Regions from separate parts of the Homo sapiens genome. Here all the other regions are linked to region 2. Evidence: chromatin contacts called from ENCODE Hi-C or POLR2A ChIA-PET data. All regions are on one chromosome and are shown on one strand. The core of a region is the stretch at or near the end of the contact, and the rest is flanking DNA. Distances in the headings are between cores, read along the strand shown. Region 1 overlaps CDK14 (cyclin dependent kinase 14). Region 2 overlaps CDK14 (cyclin dependent kinase 14). Region 3 overlaps CDK14 (cyclin dependent kinase 14).

Region 1 (4,367 bases), core at 853-3,352, 200 kb after region 2:
TAATTTTCTAAAAACGATATATTCACTCTACATAGATAGTTTTGTATAAAAGAGTTAATGTAGTTATTTTTAAGACATAGACCATATTAAACTTACTACTTGAAAAAACTGAACTGAGGAAATTAGAAAAACAAAAAAAATTTTAATAAAAACAATCTCCATTCATTCACAAGAAAGATTTAGTAAAGGAAGATGCCAATGGTACAAAGTAGTCTATCTAACTAACTGGGTTTGGATGCATTAACTGCTACGGTTGTATTCTATATTCTGTTAACACTACAATGGCAGAAAATTAATACTTTGCCACATTTTGTGGTAAAAAAATCAATATTATCTGCCCTGTGAAACTGACAGGTAGACATTGTGGAAATACACTGTAACTTACAAATCAATCATGCTGACTCCATAGGAAGAATCAAAGGCATGTAATTCTCTCTAAAACTTTTCCTAGTCTACAAAACAACAGTCCTATGGAATAGGATGCATCTAAGAGACAGTCTCCGCTTTGAGAGTTAGATTCTTATAAAGTGAGTCTCCTATTTTAAGTATGCAGAAATGGTCTGATCTGTAATTACTGTACACATAAATAAAGAATCCAAATGCCAAATATTTAAAGAGGTCAATAATAAAATTCTTCCCATCAAATAAGTAAAAAAAAAAGAATAATTCAGAAGGAGAGATTTTTGTTTATAATTAAAGTGGAGTCCTTTGTCTTTTTTTCCTTGCAACTTTATTAAATCATCACATTTAAATAAAGATACTGGATCAAACCAAGGTGTAGTCAACCTTAAACATTATCTTTGGCTTTTTGATGTCAGGTGTGTGGATGGATGAGAAACAGCTTTATGGGACAACTATTCTCTGCTTATCGCTTCCCTACTTAGAGTGTAGGCTTGAGATACCACTTTAGAGACGTGGAAATACAGAGGGCTAATCAGCAATTTCTAACAGACACTAACTGCATAGAGATGTGAAATTTAATGAGATGATGTTAACACTTTTTTAAAAAACTGAATAAAAGTATAGAGAACCGTCAATTATCTGGGCCAGCGGAGGGGAACACTGACATGGATAATGAAAAGTGCACATAATGTTCCAGCTGAACAATGTTTGTCACCCTGCCATAGAGGTGTTCTTAACCCTTGACAGCTCTAGTTCATTGTCTGTGTAATAATAATAACAACTAGCTAATATCAAGTAATTATGTATCAGACCTTAAGCTAATCATTTTATATGTATTACATAAACTTAATCTCTATAATACCACCATGAGGTTGGTTCTATTACTATCCCCATTTGAACATGAATAATTTATAGACTGGAAAAATAAAGTAACTCATCTAAAATCCTATAGTTACTGGCAGAACTAGAATTCAAGCCAAGATTATCAGAATTGAGAATTATTTTCTTTGTTACTATTACACTGGTGGAATATTCACACAGAGTCCTAACCCTCACCCACATAGAGGAAATATTAAACATGCTTCGGTCTATCTTCTATTGAAACCCCACTCACAGAAGCAAGGATGGGTGTCTGAACTGCAATTTTTATAAACTTCATGAGTATACTTCAGTGTTCACTGTAATGATACCCTGATATCCAGTAAGAATGTCCATAGCTTCATACTGACTTCATTGAAAACTGATTTTAACCCTCACACATAACCCCTTGCTTAAGATTGTTGAGTACCCCCTGAATTGAGGAAAACCACAATGGAGAATCACTTCTCCAGCACATTATACTGTAATTGTGAGAGTGGGTATGAGGGTGAGAGAGGAAGGATTCAATCAGAACCACGTGACTCCATTAAATAAGGATTTAAAGTCAAACCTGACTGGGCTAATTTTTATTTTGCCTTTGATCTCCAGAACAAGCTTTATCACCCAGCATTGATAGCCCTATTACAGCCACACTAAGGTAATGCATCATTGATAGGTAACTTGGTTATAAAATAGATCTAGGTGCTGTGCAGAGGTATGGATCCAAACACCACACATGGTAACAACCTGTCAAGGGGGCTTGGTTCTAATCTGGGAATTTTCCACTCCCCAGAAGAGGAAGTAACGCCAAGATGACACACCAACCACACCTTAAGAACAAGTATCTAAAAACAGAAGTGAAACTCTCATTTGCAGGTTTGCACCCTCCTCCCACATCTCCCAGATTAGGCCTGCCTATCATGGGATATAGATTTTTATGGTGATGAAAAGAGGTAAATTTGGAGCAATTTGTGGAATGTAGAGAGGACCTTAACCTAAATATGAGTTTCTGAAAATATGCCCTCTTTAAGATCAGCTTATGACAGCATAACTCAATGAAATCCCTTCTAAATTGGTCCAGCAAGACAGGAAATCTCCTGTAGTACTCCCAAGAACTGCAGCTACTGAGGAGCACAGCTGGGTTAGAGGAGGTGGCAGGAATAGGGGAGGGAAGGTTTGTCACATCAGTGACGGTATTAAACACCACACAGGAACTAGTCCTAGGAAAAGTGGGCACTCAATATACATCTGAAACAAATTTAAAAACCTCTTAAACACCCTCTTAAAATATACCACTATAAATAAAACCTCATTCTTTATATTTTGCGTGAATTTTAAAGTGCCACTATCTGAAGAAAAAAACCAATCAGCCAGTTACATTAGCATGATGGCCACTGAGGTCAAGGCATTCTTGGTTCCTTGATTTCAGTCAAGGCTCCTAATATATAATGGCCTGTATGTGAAGAGCATATAGATGTATACGGCTGGGAAGGCATGATATTTTAAAATAGTTTCTACCACAGTATTTCCAAAAAACAATGCTTTCCTCATTAAAACAGTGGCTGCAATGCCACACTTCTATCACATTTTCCTTCCTTTTCAGCTCTACTCTTGGAGCCTATAAAAGATAACTAATATTTTAAAAGAAATAATGATAAAATAAAAGTATGACATAAATCATGGTGACCCTTAAGGAAACAGGGTCTTCCTTTGATGCTTATCAGTCATTGTTACATCCTCTAAGCATTGTTAAAAATAACACCCGTGTCTATAAGGCTCCCTTGTTTTCCCATGCTTCCCATGGGAATTAACTGATCAAATCTTTACACTGCTGCAGGGGATGTAAAATGGCGTTATGCAAAAAGTGTTAATGTTTCCATTTTCTGCCCAATTCAGAATCCAGTGGAAATTAACCTTTCTACCAAAAAAAAAAAAAAAAAAAAAAAACAAAAACATAATAAAGTACCCCTTCTTATCACAACAGGGGAGAGAACAAAAAGGCAGCAGACAGGATTTGCTGGCAAGATGGCCAAATAGGAACAGCTCCCATCTGCAGCTCCCAGCGAGATCAACACGGAAGGCAGGTGATTTCTACACTTCCAACTGAGGTACCCGGTTCATCTCACTGGGACTGGTTGGACAGTTGGTGCAGCCCACGGAGGGCTAAAGCTGGGTAGGGCATCGCCTTGCCCAGGAAGCGCAAGGGGTAAAGGGATTTCCCTCCCCCAGCCAAGTGAAGCCATGAGAGACTGTACCGGGAGGAACAGTGCACTCTGGCCCAGATACTGTGCTTTTACCACAGTGTTTGCAACCGGAAGACCAGGAGATTCCCGCCGGTGCCTAGGCCACCAGGGCCTGGGTTTCAAGCACAAAACTGGGCAGCCGTTTGGGCAGACACCGAGCTAGCTGCAGCAGTTTATTTTTCATACCCCAGTGGCACCTGGAATGCCAGGGAGACAGAACCGTTCACTCCCCTGGAAAGGGGGCTGAAGCCAGGGAGCCAAGTGGTCTGGCTCGGCAGGTCCCACCTCCACGGTGCCCAGCAAGCTAAGATCCACTGGCTTGAAATTCTCGCTGCCAGCGTAGCAGTGTGAAGTCGACCTGGGACGCTTAAGCTAGGTGGGGGTGGGAGAATCGCCTTTGCTGAGGCTTGAGTAGGTGGTTTTACCCTCACAGTGTAAACAAAGCCATCGGGAAGGTTGAAATGGGCAGAGCCCACTGTAGCTCAGCAAGGCCAGGCCAAAGGCCGCTGGTGGCCAGACTCCTTCTCTAGATTCCTCCTCTCTGGGCAGGGCATTTCTGAAAGAAAGGCAGCAGCCCCAAGTCAGGGACTTAGAGATAAAACCCCCATCTCCCTGGGACAGAGCAACGGGGGAAAGGGGCGGCTGTGGGCGCAGCTTCAGCAGAACTTAAACATCCCTGCCTGACAGCTCTAAAGAGAGCAGCGGATCTCCCAGCACAGTGTTCAAGCCCTGATAAGGGACAGACTGCCTCCTCAAGTGGGTCCCTGAACCCCATGTATCCTGACTGGGAGACACCTCTCAGTGGGGACCGACGGAAACTCATACAGGATAATTCTGGCTGGCATCTGGTGGGTGACCCTCTGG
Region 2 (4,465 bases), core at 1,184-3,683:
GTTGGTTCATTATCTTGGGAGTGGGTTCCATATAAAAAAGTGAGTTTGGGCCTCTTTTGTCTCTCTTTCTTGCCCACTCTTGTCCTTCTACCTGCTGCCCTTGGATGACACAGCAAGAAGGCCTTCACCAGAGGCTGGCCTCTTGCTCTTGGACATGTCAGCTTCCAGGGGATTGAGGAAATAAATTTCTATTCCTTATAAATTACCTAGTCTGTACTATCCTGTGATAGCATTACAAAATAAACAAGACAATACATGAAGACAATAAAATCTCCATTCCATATAAGGCTGGCAGTCCGAATAATTCTATATTTGTTGAATTTCTTCAATTTTTCATGAGCCAAGCAGTTTAGTTTGAAGTTAGCAAAAGTATTTTTAAAGAAACAACCACAAATTTGGTGTATGTATCTATACATCTACATCTGTATCTGGTAGGGAATGGAATAACTTACCTAAAATAATAGTTTTTAAGGAACATTTAAAAACATTAAAACCATAACTTAAAGCTAAAATAGATCACTGAATTCATTCTTAGTTTTTTAATTTACAGAAAACACAACTGTCCATTTAAGTGACTTGTCCAAAATAAAAAAACTAACTGGTGACAAAGTTAGAAGAAATACTGGACTTCCAATTCCTTGATACCATGCTTTTAAAACTAAAGTTCACTGCAAAAGGAGCCTGCCTTTTTGCTGCCATCTCTGCTCAAGGGAAGGACTTCCAGAAAAGACACAGGTTCCTAGATTTTCATCCCCAGTTGTTGCTGTGAGCCTTGGCTATCACTCTCCTTCTATCCCAGAGGACTGGTAAATGGGACCAGGACTTATTCACTCAGGCTGGCCTCCTTTGATCTGCCAACTGGCCCTGTACATGGCAAACTGTACATTGCTGGCACCTGGCTCAGGGCTCTGCCATAGTCCCAGGGGCATATCTGGGCAGGGACTGGTCCTGGCCTAAGTCCCGCCTGACTGGCAGCAGGTTCCAGCTGATAGGAGGCCAGAGAAACACATGCTGAAACCCTCTTGTGCCACTGCTCTCACGCCCCAAGGCCTCCTGGGCACTGACCGCCTTTCCAGGGGCACATGATGAAGGTTGGAGCTTGGAGACTGCAACTGGAGTGAGAGCATGTGCTGGATGGAAACAAGTCTGCCTAGCACAGCCTGCAGGCTAAATAAGAATAAAGCGAGTGGAGCGTCAGATCAGCAGCTGCTTCAGAGCCATTTTGGAAAGAGGCTGGGAATAAATAAATAATAAAAAATATAATCAAATAATTGCCATCTGTTACTGTTGCTACCACCTTGTTGACAATCTACTCTCCAGCTTTGCTGTCCACATGAACATCAACATTTCTGCTCATGGCTACACAGCAAAAGCTCTGTCTTCTGGAATGTTACTAGTGGAGGATTATGAAATATTACCATAACATAAACCTTACCTACCTTTACTTATACTGAGCCCTGTCTCTGTCCTTGTCTTAAAACTTCATGAAATCCTATTTGGACCTTGAAAATAATTCTTTAGGTCTTTCTCTCTAAATCTCCCAAGCAAAAAGTGCAGTGTCCTTTTCTGGTCTGCCATTCTATATAAAGAAGTTACTTGTCATACAATATAGTTAGTGATATAAATTGTCTATTTTCTCAGTGAGCTGTTTGAAAACAATCTACAGCCCTCTGTTTACATAACTTCTCGAACTGTTATATAGAAAAGGAGACTATGTGAAGATTTGAAAAGATACTACAGGCAAAGTGCTTACCCTAGTGTTTCACATGAGCAACAACCAATAAGGCTTCCTTATCATCACCTGTACTATCATTAATCATCATCATTATCAATACCGTTTATAAATCTTTACACCCTAAGGTAGCTGCTGACATGCACTACATGCTAACAATTTTTTTTTTTTTTTTTTGAGACAGGGTTTCACTCTGTCACCTGGGCTGGCATGCAGTGGCAAGATCATGGCTCACTGCAGTCTCGACCTCCTGGGCTCAGGCAATCCTGGCTAATTTTTTGTAGAGTTGGGGTTTCACCATGTTTCCCAGGCTGGTCTTGAACTCTTGAGCTCAAGGGATCTGCCTGCCTTAGTCGCCCAAAGTGCTGGGATTACAGACATGAGCCATCATGCCCAGCCAACTGTTATTCCTTATGGAAAACCATATCACATAGTTTAATCACCACGACATAATTGGACAGTACTTTTGATACCAACAATGGTTGGCAAACGCTAAGGTGGTTCCCATGACTCCCTTGCCTATTCATATTCACTTTGTTGTGGAATATTCTTCCTTTGAGTGTCTGTGAGAGGCTCGCAGTCCAAGAGACTCAAAAAACAGAATGTTGCCAACAGCCATGTGAGCTCAGAAGTAGATCCTTTCCCAGTGGAGCATTCAGATGAAACAAGAGAAGGCCTAGCTGACTGTGCAGACTGAAGGGACACCTGGAGGCAGAGGCACCCAGCTAGGCCATACTCAGACTCTTACCACACAGAAACTGAGACAATAAACCAGTGCTATTTTAAGCAGCTTATTTTGCGGTAATTTTTTACACAGCAACAGACAGCTAATATACCAACATTTCCCCAACTTATGTTCCACAGAGTCCAAAATTTGTTCTTAATCTAGTAAATCTGGGAGATGTAATGGCAGATTTAATTTTAACAGCAGAAGACCAAGAGCTTTTAATCATTAGCTAATGAACATTGAGATTCTACTGGCTGGGGGGAGATGGGAGAGATGCACATATGCAGCTCACCCCAAACAGATTTGATCAAGGACATTTTTCCTAATTTTAACAATTATTTTGTTAATTGGACCATAATTTTATTTTTCTTTTCTTTGTTTTTATGAAATAGGGACATAGTCTCACTATGCTGGCCAGGCTGGTCTCCAACTTCTGGGCTCAAGCAATCTGCCCGTGTCAGCCTCCCAAAGTGCTAGGATTACAGGCATGAGCCACTGCTCCCAGCCGCAGACCACAGTTTCAGAAATGACTTTTCAGATTCACAGAAGCTTTAGGAGACACAGAAATCCAAAGCCAGCTGTGAATGCCTCAGACAGGAGGCAGAACATGTGCAAAAGTGGACAACAGCCATCCCACGAATTGAGGGAAATTATCCAACTCTTCCTAAAAATATCCAAATTTGCTGTTATCCAACAAACTATATTTTGTGAAAAGTTTTGTTGCTTCCCTAATTTTTCCGTCTTGTAAATTGTCAACAAAAATATATAATGCTCAACATATTTTGTAAGAAAAAAAAACGTATTCATGTGTTTGAATCAACAGACTAGCTTCAATCTAAGATAAGTCAAAGCAGTAAAAACTTGTTTTAGAATAAACTTTGTTGTGGGGGGACCTCTAAGACCCAAAACAATAAAACTTCTCACCAAAACACACACACACACACACACAAAATCCAAAGATGAAAGTTTCATTTGAAATATTTCTCTAGTCCCTCCTGATCTTTTATTTCTCTAAACCAACCAAGCATGGTATTTTTATGAACAAATTCTGCAATTGCGTTTCTCAAGAAAATAATTTACAGCTATGAAGAAGACAAAACAGTAGTTTTCCTCTCTTATCCCTTCCTTCCCCCATCACATCAGCCATACACATCACCTCTCACCAGCAATGACAGGGACTGTCAGGAGGCTGGAGGCAGAAGGACAGAGCAGCTTGCAGAGGAAAGGAAATGGAGTAGAGTCCAATGAGCACCTTGTTTGACATCACATCCATCACTTTAAAAGGTGTTGAGTTCTGTTTTTGTTTTTTAATGTCTTCCTGCTTTCCAGAAACTTTACTTCTTTGGCAATGAAAGGGCCAACTTGCACATTCTAGAATGTTTTACTGCCTTCAACATTTGTGCTTTCAATTTACAGATAGCCCTTTAGAACTGGTGGGTAAAAGTGCTATGTTTAATCTGGCACTCAGTGATTCAAAGGCAATTTCAAATTTGCATCAAAATTTCTCAACTTAGGTGCATTTCAAAGTAAAGTGATACTATGTCTGAATTTTAATAGCACTAATTCCAGTTACTAGTCTAAATTTTATTATTGAGGGAGATCAAGGAGCTCATTTATAGCTATTCTTTGATACAGTGCTAGATAGCAAAACTTACTTATCTGTAATATACCTATTTAAAAAATCACTGATCATAATAAAAATCAGAACTACTTGAAAGCTCTTCATGTTGTTATTTAAAAGATGTACAAGAAGTCATATGATATGATCTTATAAGATTATTTCAAATGAATTACCTTCAAGTCTGAAGACTCAACAGAAATGCCCATGTTAAAATATTGGTCATTCTAATGCCTAAATAAAGCTAATATTACAAGCACAAATCAATGCTCTCACATTAAAGAGGGGGTAATGAGACCTGCACTCTCTACTCCACAGGATTATAAGGATAAAACAAAGTAAGAGCTATGAAGCACTTCATAAACTGTAATAGGCTCTTACTATTATT
Region 3 (4,144 bases), core at 718-3,217, 220 kb after region 2:
AGATACAGTTTTGTTTATAGGCTCATATAGGTAGATGCCTATACTTCCTGACTTCTATACTTCTTCATTTTGATGCCTATACTTCTTCATTTTGTCCAAATCATAATGATAAATTTAACGTAAGGTTTTAATGAGCACTCATAGCAAGGGTAGAATTACTAACAACCAGCCCTATTGTTAGTTGTCTGTATAAGTTTTTCAGAATGTAGTTAGCATTGTGACCAGAATTTCATCTGGAAAAGTTAACCCCTTGCTGCTTGCAGACTGGCAGCACGGGAATCACTGGGATCTCAGACCCACTGCAGTTCTACCAAGTCAGAATCTGAATTTTAACAAGATCCCTGGGTGATTTGTGTGCACCTTGAAATTTGAGACATGGTGCACTAAACCATGTAATGATATATTCTGCTGTTATGGTCCAATAAGAGATTGTGATTGTAGAGAGGGCAAATTTAGAGGGAAAATTTGTTTCAGTCTCTGTGTACAATGAGTGATAAAAATTTTACTACTCCTTCGGTAACATATTTTACTCAAACTTATCTCAAAAGTTCACGGTAGTTATCAGATAACTCAATATATTTTCAGCTCTGAAATAAAATGTGCAATAATATACATCCAATATGTTTATGAATTTAAACAACCATGGAATTGGAATGAGTGATGAGTAGAGAAGAAAGAATATACATGGGTTATAGCAGCATATATGACATTACTTCCTGCATAGAAATTTATAGATGTATGTGTCTCTAATATAGGAACATTGTTTTGCTGCTAGCCATCATATCTATAAAAACAATTACTACAAAATTATCCTAAGTAGAATTGAATTCAGAATCTTGCTTTGCTTACTACTTACTAGGGTTTATTTGGTAGCTTTGGAGGAAAAACTTAGAAGGAAGTCACCTCAGGATCTAGAAAAGAAATTTGAAAAGGAACTTAAATTTGTGAAGAGTACCATGTATCCTAAAACAGGTCCTCCTTTGGTGTGGGTGTGAGGGGAGTCTTTGGCCCAAATGGCATAACTGAACATTTCCCACTCCAGTTAAATCCTACTCTGATTATGTGAAAAGCCAGATGAGATGTCTTTCAGACACTGTTTCCACTAAAAACATTAAATATCCCAAAAAGGTCAACAAGAGAAAGAAGAAGGTATGTACATTTTCTGACTTCCAGTTGACATCCACAATTATATGCTGGTTAAAATGCCATCATGGAAAAAAGACAGAGTCAGGAGTGCAGAATTCATATCATACGACCAAATGGTACGTGTTAAGAGGTGAAATATTAAAATTGATATCTATATTCCCCCCACCCCTCAACAAAACATTTATAGCCAAAGGGCTCAGAAATGGGACACAAGAGATGAGAAGCTCCAAGCAGAGCAAGCGGGTGACTTTGTTTTGAGATTCTACAAAACACAGCGTTTTCCAATCTACAAAATTCCCATAGCTGCACTGGGGAAATGGAATACCTATTCTCTACAAAATAGAAAAATCAAGCTACACAGTGGCTCACACTGCATGGCTAATTAGTTTCTTCATCAAGACACTATTCCCTTAAAACTCTTACTCTAGAAAAAAAAAAAAAAAAAAAGGTCTATTCCTGCAAATAAAAACTTTTTCTCCCTCTCCCACAGGATTTACAGGTTTAAATATAGCTTTTCTTTTTTAGGTTTTGCCTTGGGTTCTACCTGAAAAGGGGAAAACAGAGTGTATTTCCAAAGGACTCCACAACATATAGCAGTATGAACTAAGCTGGCGAAGGGGACTGACTGTTAACTACTCTGATTTAAAAACTAAAAATGTCTACCATGTCAGAAGCACTAACCACTAATAAACACAAGAGGCTGATCTCAGATTCATAGACTTGAAATCAATAATATGGTCCAGGACGCTTTCTACCTATACACACATATGCTTAATGTTTGAGGGGTATTTTTAAACATCACAGGGACTGCAGAAGCTCACTTGTCTCAAAGGCCGTGCAAAAGACAGTCTCAAGTGCCTTCTGAATTCTGTTTGTTTTCACTTTTGAGTTTCACTAAACCACCCCTGGCTTCTTTGTACTAAACCAGGCCAGTTCTTCCTTCATGTCTACACCTTTCAAATATCTGTAGCTCACTATTCTGTCCCTCATGTAAAATACAGCATCCAGAAGGTGCAATAACATTAAAACATGAAAACTGAAGAGAAAACACTACTGGAGATATGACTGATCCTTTAGGATCTGAATTCTTTCCCCCAGTAACCATATGAACAGCGTTTAAAAATAAAGATTATAAATATTTTTAAATTCCTTCCCTAAAGGAGAAATAAAATTGTGTACTATCTTCTTACTCCGAAACAGATGGCTATATAAATACAACATACATCTCCAAATCTACAATAGCCATCTTTTTAATAAAATATAAATGTATTATTAGTGCTTGGATAATAATTTAGTGGTTGATGTCAAGAATGATGTTATAAAGTTTAAAAGTTTAATGTTTTTCTTCTTATAAAATAAATCTAGATGCAAACTCCATCAAAGTGTTCAGGAAAATATAGGGCATCACTCAATATAGAATTGACTTTTGAAGCTCTTAACATTTTCAGAGAATCATATATGGGTCACTAACCACACAGAGCTTATGAAGAGGAACACTGGGAACAATGAACCTTTGAGGAGAAAATGGAAGTATCTTTCAATGTTGCTTTAACAATTGATTCATCTATTATAAAGAGCCAAAATTTCAGCAATAATAAATTTGACAGTAACCCATTAATAACACTCCTAACTGATTTCATGAAGACCAGTTCTGTAAACCTTTCCTGTAGCTGAGAAAAGTCAATACCAAATCCTGCCTGAGAGATGCAAGGTGAATAGAGCACAGCAGTGGGATACACACATCCTGCTGTTTGTCTGTCACCGGAAAACAAACCCCAGTGCTTCCAGAAGCGTTTCACTGTCAACTTTGTATTTTTAGCAAGATTTCATTTACCTGAGGAATAAGCTGCTGGGGCAAATGTGTTATCAACTGGGCCGAAAAGTAAGTCTAAAGAACATTTACCCTTCCAAAGTCTGCCAGATGATAAACAGGATATTGGAGCTTTCTGTTACATCCTCCTTTTATCCACTCAGACTCAATAACACTAAGAAATAATTACATATGCTCTATAGTCAAACTACAGAAGGATCTTGGGCAAGATATAATGCAGCTGATAGAAAAGAGATGGAAATCAAGGATTTCTAGATGAGATGACAATGATGATGATGGCTAACTTGTTGAGCTCTTATTACATAAATTACTATAAAAATGCTTTAAAAATAGCTTCCCAATTAATCTCTACAACAACCTCATAAGAAAGGTGACTAGTATTATCTCAATTTTGCAGATGGTTACATTGAGGCACACATGAATTAAGTAACATGTCCAAGGCCACACAGAAAATAAACACAGGAGATGGGATTGATTACAGGACTCTGAATACAAAGCACAAGCTCTTGACCACTGTATTGTCTTTCGTACATGTCCCCTGGGACTTACATCATGAGAGAAGTAAACAAAAAACAACTTTATCTGCAATTCTCTCCATTTCTCTCCATTCTCTCTTATCTCTCCTGATGAAAAAAAAAAAAAAAAAGTACTTCCAAAGCTGTGCAAAATAACTGCTCACTGGTTTAAGGTTTTCTGGCCCATCTTCCCTCTCTCCCCACAAACCTACCACTCAAATTTAACATGCATTTGATTAATCTGATTCTGAATTAGTCTCATAATAAAAGTCAGGCCATAACAGAAAAACAGTTAGGAGGACAGAAAAACAGTTAGGGGGATAGAAAGCAAGACCCATTAAGAAGGAGCAGGCTTATTTGGGAAGACTCAGGTATTGGATATTGCTATGTTGAATCTTCTTCCTCTATAAATGGTTGGGTCCCCTGGATAGTGAGTTAAAAGCATGGATATAAACTGCTGACTGACCCAGTGTAAGAACTGTCAAAATGGTCGACAGAAAATAAATGAACAGCACTGAGGCCTTAACTTGGCTTTCTAAAAAGGGTCCCCTCAGAAAAACCATCTGGATTTATGGAAGCAGTATCAGGAAGAAATCTGAGAAACAGAAAGCTGTATTGATGAAGCTAGGCTTACCTCATCCAACGGAAAACT

Evidence for each region. A loop is a pair of places that touch in the nucleus more often than their neighbours do. ChIA-PET counts read pairs that join two places held with the same protein, here RNA polymerase II (POLR2A). Pooled maps may share reads with other maps.
Region 1: a loop to region 2 is called in a map with no recorded cell type, with 7 times the contacts of the local background. The contact joins two enhancer-like sites. A Hi-C loop is called at or near these places in 7 of 37 single-sample maps with no recorded cell type and 4 of 50 pooled maps. POLR2A ChIA-PET finds 5 or more read pairs at or near these places in 1 of 52 experiments (Caco-2).
Region 3: a loop to region 2 is called in a map with no recorded cell type, with 4 times the contacts of the local background. The contact joins two enhancer-like sites. A Hi-C loop is called at or near these places in 2 of 168 maps with a recorded cell type or tissue (GM12878 and OCI-LY7), 34 of 37 single-sample maps with no recorded cell type and 8 of 50 pooled maps. POLR2A ChIA-PET finds 5 or more read pairs at or near these places in 2 of 52 experiments (GM12878 and OCI-LY7).

Annotation. Positions count from the first base shown.
Region 1 is chr7:90,735,191-90,739,557 of GRCh38, reverse strand. All of the region lies in intron 3 of CDK14 (cyclin dependent kinase 14), which reads right to left. Among named protein-coding and RNA genes, the nearest start is that of CDK14, 140 kb to the right of the region's middle. RefSeq lists an enhancer at 1,923-2,212. Within about 2 kb of position 2,102, at least 4 of the 41 ENCODE cell types and tissues checked have a DNase peak (open chromatin) inside an H3K27ac peak, as active enhancers do.
Region 2 is chr7:90,930,724-90,935,188 of GRCh38, reverse strand. The region is part of intron 8 of CDK14 (cyclin dependent kinase 14); the gene reads right to left. Among named protein-coding and RNA genes, the nearest start is that of FZD1, 330 kb to the left of the region's middle. Within about 2 kb of position 2,433, at least 3 of the 41 ENCODE cell types and tissues checked have a DNase peak (open chromatin) inside an H3K27ac peak, as active enhancers do; they include GM12878 and OCI-LY7, where a contact is called at or near this core.
Region 3 is chr7:90,713,107-90,717,250 of GRCh38, reverse strand. All of the region lies in intron 2 of CDK14 (cyclin dependent kinase 14), which reads right to left. Among named protein-coding and RNA genes, the nearest start is that of CDK14, 120 kb to the right of the region's middle. Within about 2 kb of position 1,967, at least 2 of the 41 ENCODE cell types and tissues checked have a DNase peak (open chromatin) inside an H3K27ac peak, as active enhancers do; they include GM12878 and OCI-LY7, where a contact is called at or near this core.